Linked DNA regions of Homo sapiens: region 1 is linked to region 2. A link is a loop called in an ENCODE intact Hi-C map of the cell type or tissue named here. Cell type or tissue: endothelial cell of umbilical vein. All regions are shown on one strand. Each heading gives the region's core, and the rest is flanking DNA. Links, peaks and the distances in the headings are about the cores only.

Region 1 (6,036 bases), core at 396-5,395, 1.5 Mb before region 2:
GTAGACTTTAAGGATCCGTTCGCTAGTGATTCATTTCATTTGGGTATATGCTACATGTTATTCTGTGCTTGTGTTAGACCAAAATGTCACATTCCACAAGTGTGTCCAGATGATCACTAAGCATTGGAAAGGAGTCAGTTTTGGAGTTGGCCGAGCTTCCTTCTATAAGACTTGTCTTTCAACAATTGATAAGGTTGATCAAATCTTTCAGCTTCGATCTGTTGTGTCCTTATTTCATAGAAATGGCCCATTTTTGAGTCTTAGAGTTTACTCTCTTTTTACTTGTGAATATATCTGAAATGAACACTTACTAAGACATAAATTCCAGTGAAAGAAGGGTCTTTCCTTTTGATTATCCTCTTTTAGAACTCTCCAGAAAAGGAATGGACAATCTTTTAAAGAGAGGCCTCTTTGTTAGTGGAAGTATTTATCAAGAGAATGGATTTCCACGTTAATCAGAGATTGCAATAGGAACTTCCTAAAACTCCTTCTGAAGTTAAGATTTCTTGAAACTCTTCTCAAACACTTGGTTTAATGTAGGGGGCGGCTAGAGGAAGTTGAATAAATATAAAGAGCAAGTTTTTGTTTTGTGATCATTATTTTTAGTTTTACTTGAAAAAGTAAAGGTGTTCTTCATTGGTTTTTGTTGAAAGAGTCCTACAGGATAAGGCTTTTGTTTTGGAACAAGAGAAGAGCGGTTGAGCTTGTTTGGTGTGTGGGAAACAATTTTAAAGTGTGACAGATATTTCTGTAGCAGATTCTTCTGCAGCAACAGCCAGAGACTGGTTTATTGTTTCAGTAGGGAAGTAGGTATCTAAGTCAAAGGTAAGATGGGGCAGATATGCAGATTGTCTCCTCATCTATTTACGAGGTAACCTTTTTCTAAAGCCAGAAAAAAACAGCTAATCGTTGCATCTTCTGGTTGAGGTGGTAAACAACTCAGTTATCAACCGGCAGAGCATAGCTGTTGGTTTATAATTCAAGTCAACCGTGCAGGAAGGAGGGAAGTAGAGGAGATGCAGTTTCATTTCCCATTAACTCCCCTGACCTGAATTAAGGTGGGAACTGAGGAGAACATCTGTAAAAATAACAGCATGCAAACTGTACAAGGACAGGGCCATGCCCAGTTAACCCGCTGTTTGAGGTCTAAATACTTTTTGGTTATTGTGCAATATGAGTAAAACATCCTCAGAGATGAATCATAGCTCTAGAATTTTAGATTATCACTGCATATGACAATATAAAAAAATCCATGCTCCATTACACCAATTTAATAAAGCAATGTGGCATCTACCTGCCTGAACACCAAAGACACGCAACCTTATGAAAAGAAAAAAAAAATCCAAATATTCATTCTTAGAGAATCACGATTTCATTGACTGGATCAGTGTCGGCTGCCTTCAGTATAAAAACAGGACAACTTTGAATATATCAGAGACTCTCCAAATATCATCATGGAGATTTACTAGGAGCCTTCATAAATATAGTGAGTAATAAAGCAATTTCTAGGGACTATATAGTAATCTTGAATTCTGTGATTCATATAAATGTGAATTATTAATAGAAAATAATCAAAATGATTTAATAAAAGTACATGTGTTCACATAGAAAGGGGGAAGAGAGGCCGGGAGTGGTGGCTCACGCCTGTAACCCCAGCACTTTGGGAAGCTGAGGCGGGTGGATCACGAGGTCAGGAGTTTGAGACCAGCCTGGCCAACATAGTGAAACCATGTCTCTACTAAAAATACAAAAATTAGCTGGGTGTGGTGGCCTGTGTCTGTAGTCCCAGCTACTAGGGAGGCTGAGGTGGGAGAACCCCTTGAACCTGGGAGGTGGAGGTTGCAGCAAGCCGAGACCATGCCATTATACTCCATCCTGGGAGACAGAGTGAGACTCCGTCTCAAAAAACAAAAGGGGGTGGGGGGTGGGGAAGACAGCACTGCTTAGATATTAGAAAAAATCTGAGATTTCATTGCTTTTTCTATAAGTTATAAGGTGATACCATGGAACTGTGGGCAAGTCCCTCAACAATCTAAGCTTCCATTTCTTGATCTCCAAAACAGTGGCACCGAGGTTTGCCTTGCTTACTGCCTTGAGAAGTTCAGGAGAGACAGTGCTTGTGAAAGTGTGAGTCAATTACTATTTGTTTTCTTGCATGTGGCTTGTAAGGAAGTCAGATAACATAAGAGAAGTGAGTGACTGAGTGTTAAAGTGAATTACCAAGGATGCTGGAACTTGAAATGCTTTTGTGTGTAGCAATGCAGGCCGAGCTGCCACGTGCTATCCTGTGTGTCCCCGCTCTCCCCGCGTTGCAAGCCCGCAGAATGCCCCGCATCCACTGAGCCGTGGCCAGCCCTACGGTGGGCAAGCCTATCAAGCGCAAACATTGGGAGGGTTCTGACTCTCAAGTGTCTTACAGAAAATAGAGCCAGGAGCTCCATCTGGCACTCCATTTGCTAAATGTCCCATTGATGTCAAACGCCAGGAAATGTGGCTGTTTAAAATCCCAGGGAATAAGATTTCCACTCAGCAGCTTTCTAATGTACGCGCAGCACTCTGCGAAGCAAAAGCCCTTGCTGAGCAGTCTGGTCACAGCCCCTTACACACAAGCTCTCTGGGCCTCCACTAAGAAGTACAAAGACACAGGGCAGAGGAAAATGGACTTATCAGCTCCAGTGGCTTAAAATATGCCGGATGCCAATAGAGGGCACTGTTGCATATCCACAAAAGCCCACGCTCCGCAACCTAGCAAGACCACCAAAGCACTCACCTCCTTCCACACTCTGGCTGCAGTCCTAATGATGAACAGGAGCGATTAAAGTGGCAATCCCACAAAACACGGCTTCTGGTCAAAGTTCATGACTGCTTCATCACCACTTTGATATTTGCAAAGGGGCTTCATGATCATTTTCAGTCCTGAGTCATCTCCAGTACTTTTCTGCAGAATGCTAGATCTCTTAGCTTCACTTTTCAGAAGACTGAAATCCAGAGAGGTTAACTAGATGACTTGAGCCCATTCAGTCCAGAACTAGACAGAGATAGAAAACTCAGGGTTCCTGAATTCTACGCTGGAGAGTTTTCAGAACGGTGCATTGCGAGCTTTGAATGAAAAACATCAACAGCCTGCATCCGCTCTTGACTCTTTAGGGGAGGTTGTATGGCTTGGTGATTAACTGGGACTTCACAGGCAGGACTCCTGTCCCCACCACCTCCTAATTGTCGTTTATCCCAGTGGAAGTTGATAACTGATAACCAAACCTGCAAGTGAGGCCCATTCTGCAGCCCAAGAAGGAGTTAGGGAGGGATAGGAAACAGACACATAAAATCAGGCCAAATAGTGAAACTGATTGGAGTGCTTTGGGGTATCAATGTTGTATCCTAATTGTCCTTTATCACAGTGGAAGTTGATAACTGGTAACCAAACCTGCAAATGAGGCCCATTCTGCAGCCCAAGAAGGAGTTAGGGAGGAATGGAAAACAGACACATAAAATCAGGCCAAATAGTGAAACTGATTGGAGCGCTTTGGGGTATCAATGTTGTATCCTTCAGCGATCCCTCTCAACTATTAGTTAACTGAGAACAGATTGCCCCGAACTTGGGAGCTGTCAGATCTGTTTCTTGCACTCTCCCACCATTGACCCCTGACTCCTACAGAATCTCATTTTGCATCCCACATTCTGAAGGCATTGAATCATTTTTTTTGGCTAAGCACATGTTGGCTCTGGAGTCGCCTATATACAGAGTCTTTGCTGCTGCATTTGAGGCCTGGTGACATGTTATATTATGTAATGTTCTGGCAGTTAAGGAAAACTCACGCCCTCCCTGTTATGTATGAAGTGTCATCTCTAAAGCAGAGACTATTTCTTGCAAAATGGCATTGATAAATGGATAAACGAAACCAACTGACAACATCCCCGTAACAATGCAGTATCCTTCACTGCCAGTTTATTTCTAGAACACCATTAGGCAAAAAAGAAGGCTTTGTGGCCTAAGTAGGTGTTTTCATATATTTCGGAATGACAAATTAAGACGACAAGGATTTTCAGTCAGGCCATGACAGTAAATGTGCGCTTGTCACTTGTTGTAATGCTGTCCGGCAGGCCATAAGGGCCAGGCTTTACTGCATGGCACATTGGGGAGCCAAATCTCTCTGGTGGCATCTTTCTGTCTGGCACCTCACTCAAGTTAGAAAACTCAACCTAGAAAAGACTGTTGGTCCCTACATGGGCAAGTGTTACTTTCGCTATTACTAAACCCTGTGCCAGTCTTGGGGCAGTCGGAAAGGGTGGAGGAAAACAGGGTGCTTTGATGGCTCTGGCCTGGTCTCAAGTGACACACCCTAATCTGAAGGGTTTGTGCCCACATCCTCTCCGCTGCAGCTGGGTGGCTGTTGGCAATCACCTTTGCAAGCACTTGTGTGTACCATGCCAGCGGTTGCTCGTGCCAATTAGAACTCAGCTGGATCTTGATATAAATGGGCCATAGGCTAATCGTTCTGGGATACATCTTAAATTAGTCTGAGAGAGTCAGAGACCACTGTAAAACCATTTGGCCCAGAGTTTGTGCAAGTTTCTCTGATCCAAAATGGCACCTTGGTATCCAGCTGTCTTGGATGCAGACAACTCTTTCACCTCGGGTCATCATCAAATGCCAAACACAAAAGAAATCCTAACCTCTCACTTTACACAAGAGGAGGCCAAGGCTCAGAGAATTGTAAAGACTTGCCACCAGGTTGTGGCAATGTGCAGTGAAGAACACAGTCTATTTCTGGCATCAGAAGGGCTCAAGTTTGGTTCTCCCAGGCACTGTTTGACAGAACCTCCCTGAGTCTTGGATTACTTTTTGTAACCTTCTGAGTTGTTGAGCAGGTGACATGCAGGAACACAGATATTTTAGTGTGCCCCCAATTGCCTGGGATACTGGTTAAATATGCAGATTTTTGGACCCCTGGCCCCCACCAGAGACTTGGATACAGTTTTTCAGGTTTGTTTTTTGTGGAACACTGTAGGGACAAATGGGAGTGTTTGCTGTGTCAGTGGCACAGCCTCTGATCCTTGTTCTATTCACTGTTCGCCTTCTAGTTTCAGCTCAGCTGTAGACAGATGCACTCCTGAGAATGTGACTGAACTTTACTAAGTAGGAATCACTGTAAACCTTATTCACCATCTACTCCACCCCCACCACTCGTCTTTTCTGGGTCACTACTTCTCCCTTGCGTCTAGTCAGCATATAGAAATAAAGATTGTGTCTACCTTTATTATACCCACTAGAAGGCCTGACATAGAAAATAAACGTGAGCCCATACCTATTATAGAGAGCAGAGGCCATTATGCCTTAACTTGCTATGTTCTGTTGCTACCATAGAACTGGACAAAGATGGAACTTTCATTCTAGTGGCTGGTCCATGGAGATATTCTGTGGTATTCAAAAAATCTTGGGGCATCTTTAGGGTCTAACACTTCCATTATTCATGCAATGTGACGCACTTGTATTTGGCATTTAAGTATACATGCATGCAAATATTTTACCTCAAACACAATGGTACTAAATATATTTTTATTTCTAATTCTGACTACAACCAATTTTCTACCATTTTTCTAGAACCAGAAAAATCAAAGTCAATGAAAGTAGCGAGAAGAACATTCACTGTGTAGTTTTCTGTTGTGCCTACAATCTGAGTTATTTATTTTAAAATTACATACTTCAAAATATTCCAACCCTGCCCAAACACTTTATAAAGACTCAGCTTTAAAAAAAAAGTTCTGATTTTGTTTACTGAAAAGGCAAAATTACAATCAAGGAACATTGGAGAGAAAATAATCTGCTATTCAGACACATCAGCTGATTTTATTCTTTTCAATTTTCTTTTTGTCCTTGTCCATATACTTGCAATTCAAGGAGGTTTGTTTTCTAGTTTCAGCTCAGCCATTAATAAGTATGATCCTGAGAAAGGAGCTTAACTTTAATAAATAGGAATAAACGTTTGTCTTATTGATGCCATTGGGTAGTTGTGGGGATTCAGAAATAAGGCAGGT
Region 2 (6,036 bases), core at 671-5,670:
AGCCTGAGTCCTCTGACCTGTCCCTTTCTTATTCAAAAGGTAATCAGTAACAGACCCAGGAAGCTACACAATGGCAGGAATAGATGACACTAGAAGATGAAACTCCTTCCTAAAGGAAGCAGAACTGGAAGAGCACTATTTGGGGAGAACCCTGGGAATAGATCCAAGGCGGCTTGTTTGGAAACCCAGAAAAAATAGGGGAGTTGTGAGAAATTATCCCCTAATTACTAAGGAGCTGTTAACAGATGAAGTCAATCTACATTTGCTGATGCGGAAACTTATCCAAGATATACTGGCAGAACAGTACGTATAGCGGGAAACCATTTGTGCGTGTGGGTGTGCTTAAAATGCTCATATATGTGCAGAAAATTTCTGGAAGGATGCGGGAAAAAAAAGATAATGTTTTCCCTCCAGGGGAGGGAAGGAATGTGGTATTCAGGACATTTTTATTTATTTTCCAGTTTACACACTTCTCCATTTTCTTTCCCATTAGCATGTACTACTGCTGTTATAACTAAACAAGAAATACTCAGGCTTTAAATAAACAGAAGAAACTGAAAGCAGGATAGGTACAAGGTTTTAAAGAATTGTTCCATTCAATAAGAAGGAAAGAAACAAAAACAGGGCAAAAAATGCTCTTACATGCACAAAGAAACAACTGAAAACAAAAGTACCTTCAAATGAAACATGGAGACAGCTTTGGCTTTTTGCTGAGACCCTAAACTTGGTGCTTTCAAATGTATTACGGGCAGAATGAAAGCTGCAAAGTACCATTTCCAGAACTGGGAGCTTTTTCAGTTTGTTGGGTGATTTCTAGTTAAGATTGAAGCTGGAGTGCTGGGAACAAAAGGCATCAAAAAGCAAACAGGGGGAATCTGAACATGAATGAGGTGAGGGGACAGCCATGATGGCATCACCACAGGCGAAGCAGGAGTCCAGGGCACAGTGGTGCTTCATGTCTAGCGTCCACCTGAAGAATGGCGGCCTACACTGGGTCCCCAAATAGTCACTGTGTTTCAGAGCACACCCAGATGGCATCACGATGGCTCCACTGAAAACACTGCTCAAAACCGGAGATTCACTTCTAACATGAGGTTATAGAAAAATACATATTTAAGACATTTTCAAAGGAGGAGGAGAACTGGAGAAATGCAGCGACGTGTTCAAGCTCCATGGATGAATTCAAGGCTTCTCCCCATGGGTGCTCTCAGCCCACCATGTTGCCGGTCTTCTGATTCTATTTGCAGATAAATGCTAAAGGCATAGGATTTCAAATAGGGGTAGCCAGAAAGTATTGGGCAATAAGTCAGCTTGTGGTTACCTGTCTGAGCGAGAGATGCCAGGCATAAGGCTGAGGGCTTGGGCCCTAGAGCCAGAGAGTGTGCATTTGGGGCTCAGCTCCTTTTCCCCACATGGGAAAGTTTCTTAACTTTCCTGCCTATCCTGAGGGACCACAGGGGTACGACAATGACGGTAGTGGTAAGGGGTCTCAATGTGACAGGGTTGCTACAGAACTAAGGGAGATAGTAAAGCACTCAGAACAGCACCCAGTACGACTCAAATTTATATGCCTATGACTCTGAACACACCAACCAAGTCTGCTAAATGGTCCATTCCTTGAGGTTGGTCAACTGGTATGTAGAAAACACTCGATGAGATACTTGTTTTAGTTTTTCTTCTTTGCTATTCATTCAATCTTAAAGGATGATGTAGGAAGAGAAAAGAACAAGTGAGCACCTACCGGTATGTCCCAGAACTGAGCTGGACTTCTATAAATACAGTAGAACTTTCTCCTCACATTTGCTGTGTGAGTTGATATTACCCAGATTAATAGACAAAGTCTGGGAAGGTTCTGGAACTACTTAAGGTTGTAAAGCTGACAGTGTGTGGGCAGACTGGGTCTTTAATCCCAGGTCAATGAGAACAGAGCCTGGACACCTCCCACCCCATATTCCCTCCACAGAATTTTTTTTTACGCAAGGATAACTTTTCTTAAGTAACTTTTCTTCTATTAAAAAAAAAAGAAGAAGAAGAAAGAAAGAAAGAAGAAAGGAAGGAAGAAGGAAGGAAGGAAGAAGGAAGAAGGAAGGAAGACGGAAGGAAGAAGGAAGAAGAAGAAGCCAAAACTCTTCAACGGTTTTTCATCCCTTGCCTGAAGGATAGATTTACGCATTTGCATGTGCCCAGGGCCCTCATCAGTTTAAACCAAACCAGGGCCAGCACTCCCTGTACACCTGCAGACAAACCCTCCCCTGCAATCCACGGAGACCCACCCTGTTTCCACCCTCTTCTTCCCAAATCTCTACTTTCCCTCTGTCATCCAAACCCACACTGCTGCCTCCTCCATCCGGGCTCGGGGCTAACACCCCTTTGCTCGCTGGCCCTTCTGAGGCCAGACACTCTCTGGCGTTAATTCACTGGGTGCCCCCTGTCCAGTCCCTCCACCCCACCACAAAGGCCGCTGGCGAGAGGCTTTGGAAGCACAGGACACATGAACCCAGACAGTTACCGCACAGGTGCTTCTGCGGGGTGGAGGCATGGAAAACGAAAATCACACTGCACCTAAGTCACCTCACGAAGAGTCAAAGTAACCATGATGCTTACGATGGTGTGCTAGTTCCCGTCAAGCCTAATGTTGTCACCCAATTAGAATAAATTGATTTCCTTCATAATGGGCTCTGTCTCCACGTTAATTTGACTGCATGCGCTCTAGGGGAGGATTCATGCCTGGAGAAAAGGTGGGGCAGGGCGAGGAGGCCCACAGGAAAGACCCGATGCCGTGACGGGCAGCAGGAGGGTGCACAGCTGCACACGACAGCAATGCACGGCTTATAAAAAATAAGCACGAAACAGGAAAACCAAGAAGGGCAAAGGAATTGTGCAGTTCCTCCTAGCATCAAAACCTTTTAGGCAAATGCCTACCGAGTCTTATCCATTCACAGCTCTGTTACGGAGCAAGAAAGTTGAGAATAAGGCATGAACTTAAAAGAAAGGAACTTAAAATCAAGATGACTGCCTGAGACATGTTGCACAACTGATATAAAAACAAATCTGAAAGTACAATTATACCCTATTGCAAGGATTTAAATAGTTAAGTGGTCCGGTTTAGTGCCTGCTTTATTTCCAGAAATCAATAAGTAAAATAAACCTGTTAGCCAGGACTCCATCAGGTGCTATGAGCCCAGTTTTGTGCAAGATGGATAAAATAATCCATGTGCCTTTATTTGCAAGTATTTTCCATTCTTTTCAAAAACAACGACAAAGCCAGCATGCAAGCTTTTTCCCAACTAACTCCTCTTATTTCCACACCTCATAACTATTCAAGGGATGAAAGAAAAAAGACTCCTTATCAAAGGCCTGCCACATATTTTGAATGTTGTACAATGAGAAACGTCCATTAACGTGAGAGCTCACCCCCATCCACAAGTGTTAGTTTTAATTACAAGTGATCCTGTGTATCAGGCCCTGCTGGAGAGACCAGTCGCAGAGGCTCCGAGAATTTCCCGGATCGTGCATTTGAATTCACTACAATGCTTTGTCACTGGGGGTTTCAGCGTTCAGTAATAATGTGCTTTGTTCTCAAAAATGCCCCCCACACCTGCCAACTGAAAAGAAAGCCAAGGAGACCCTTGCAGGCTGGTGTGCAATCACGCTGCCCCCCAGTGGGCACTGCCGGTACAGCAGCCCTAAAGAAGGGCAGAGCAAATGGGGAATCAGCACCTCTGCATCAGGCCGGCAGTTTGGAAAGCACCTGTCATCAGTGAGTTGAAGGAGCAAGAGAAACAAAAACAGAAGTGAACCTAAGAGAAAAACCAAGTGATCTCTTCTACAACTTCCATGCACATCAAATAATTAAGTTTGCAGGCGTGAAATATATTCAAAAGCCAGGTATACAAGCATGTTTACACAGTACTTAAAACTTTTACATAGGAAAAGCTGAGGCAAAAACAACTCTGTATCTGCAAGTGTACACATAAACAAGACACACGGACTGTGCACCCGCCATTCTTACAGTGGAGAAAACTGACAATTCAGTCCACAGAATATAATGGCTGTGATAGTCTGGTAGACAAAAGAATAACCAAAAGATAATTTGGACATTGTGGAGAGTGGACTAAAGGAGGCTGTGTGATTCTCCACTTCAAATGCAATCATTTCCCAGGATTCACAGCAAGGAAAGAAATACCTGAGATTTCAGAAAAATTAAAAATTCACAGTAAGTCATGAAGCCACCAATAAGAAACTGCCATGCTTTCTTCTTGGTTACACATCAAAAATTAAACATTTTCCCCTAAATTCCTAAGTACTGAGATTTCCTTTATATAACTCAAATTCAAGGAGGAGAGGCAAAGTAGGGATCCAGCCATGTGTCAGTAACAGTCCCCAATTAGCTAAACCATGCTAAGTAGCTAACTGCAAAATGTTCAGTACATCTAGGTAGCAGGAAACAGCAATATCTTCTGTGACACCTTACAAATGCTATTATGACACCTATGATAACTTTCATGACAACATTCTAAAATAAAATGTAACTATTTCCACATCACACTCAGACCCATTTCCTCTGGGAAGTGCAGGCGCAGGCTCACTCAGCTGCCAGCAAGGATGCTCACTCACAAACTGGCAGTGCCCTCTGCTGGACAGTCCATGAATCACACCCAAACAAGAAAAGTACTGCTTTCCATTTCTGGGTATTTTGAAATAAAAATACCACAAAACAGCTCAACTATTTATCCTTAATATAGTCCCTTCAACCTGTCTGGCAAAACCACGTAAAAATCTTATGCTTTCAGCAGGCTTGCTCTGATGTGTAAATCAGTTCTAAATTGAGTTCAATCCTCCACAAACATTCTTTGTCTTTGTTACTATATACGTATGATTTATAGTTCTCTCTCTGGGGAAATAAAATTAAGTTCTTTCACAATTCTTAGAAGAGAAATATGAAATACGGCTCTATGAAGTTATTTCAAAGATGACTTCTAACTAGGCCTAGGATCCTCATGCCATTAGCATAATGTCTAAAATTTCCTCTGTTCTCAAATTCATTCTAATCTATGAAAGAAGATATGAGTAGGCATGAAGATGTATAAAGATGATACCAAATTACACCTGGGTGCAGTGGCTCACACCTGTAATCCCAGCACTTTGGGAGGCCTAGGCAGATGGATCACCTGAGGTCAGGAGTTCAAGACCAGCCTGACCAACATGGTGAAACCCCATCTCTACTAAAAATACAAAAATTAGCCAGGCATGGTGGCACGTGACTGTAATCCCAGCTACTCGGGAGGCTGAGGTAGGAGAATCCCTTGAACACAGGAGGCAAAGGTTGCTGTGAGCAAAAGAGCAAGACTCTGTCTCAAAAAAATAAAAATAAAAGTAAAAAAAAAATAAAATACATAGGAAAACACAAGGAAAAAAAACACGTTTTTAAACAAACAGGAATGAAGCATTTCATGCCCTAGGGCACATCCCCGTTAGTGTGGTGGAGGATGAGAATCAAATCTCAGCTTTACCACTCACTAATGGTCTTGAGGCTCACATCTTATTAAATTACAAAACACGGAAAACAGACTGGGCACTGTACCTCACACCTCTAATGCCACCACTTTGCGAGGCCAAAGCAGGAGGACTGCTAGAGGCCAGGAGCTCAAGACCAGCCCGGGCAACAGAGCAATACCCCATTTCTACAAAACATTTAAAGAATAAAAAATTAGCTGGTGGTACATGCTTGTACCTGTAGTCCCAGCTACTTGGGAGGCTGAGGTGGGAGAACTGCTTGAGGCCAGGAGATCAAGGCTGCAGTGAGCTATAATTGCAACACTGCACTCCAGCCTCGGTAACAGAGTAAGACACACACACACACACACACCACACACACACAGTAAAAGAGCAGATACCTCGCAGAGTGTTATGAGAATCCATTTATGTGAAGCACCTAGCACATGGGTTATATTCATTAAACACCATGTTACATACAAACATAGATAAAAGACAGACATGCCCTTAATTTCTCTCCATAAAACCTCCCAAGATTCT

Evidence for each region. Peaks named below come from ENCODE experiments on the same cell type or tissue, not always from the same donor. Only the 100,000 strongest peaks of a DNase experiment are listed, where the experiment ranks them.
Region 1: it touches region 2 in a loop (7-fold over the local background); 10 of 110 quality-filtered maps call a loop at or near these places.

Annotation. Positions count from the first base shown.
Region 1 is chr10:33,113,701-33,119,736 of GRCh38, forward strand. IATPR (ITGB1 adjacent tumor promoting lncRNA) reads right to left here and starts at 3,107. Exons shown (of 3, transcript NR_160030.1): 1 at 2,771-3,107. In endothelial cell of umbilical vein, for the core only: a CTCF peak has its summit at 2,700 (motif pointing right); a DNase peak (open chromatin) is centred at 2,701.
Region 2 is chr10:34,634,007-34,640,042 of GRCh38, forward strand. All of the region lies in intron 2 of PARD3 (par-3 family cell polarity regulator), which reads right to left. Among named protein-coding and RNA genes, the nearest start is that of PARD3, 180 kb to the right of the region's middle. RefSeq lists a silencer at 3,515-3,809. In endothelial cell of umbilical vein, for the core only: CTCF peaks have their summits at 3,671 (motif pointing left) and 4,649 (motif pointing left); DNase peaks (open chromatin) are centred at 3,665 and 4,595.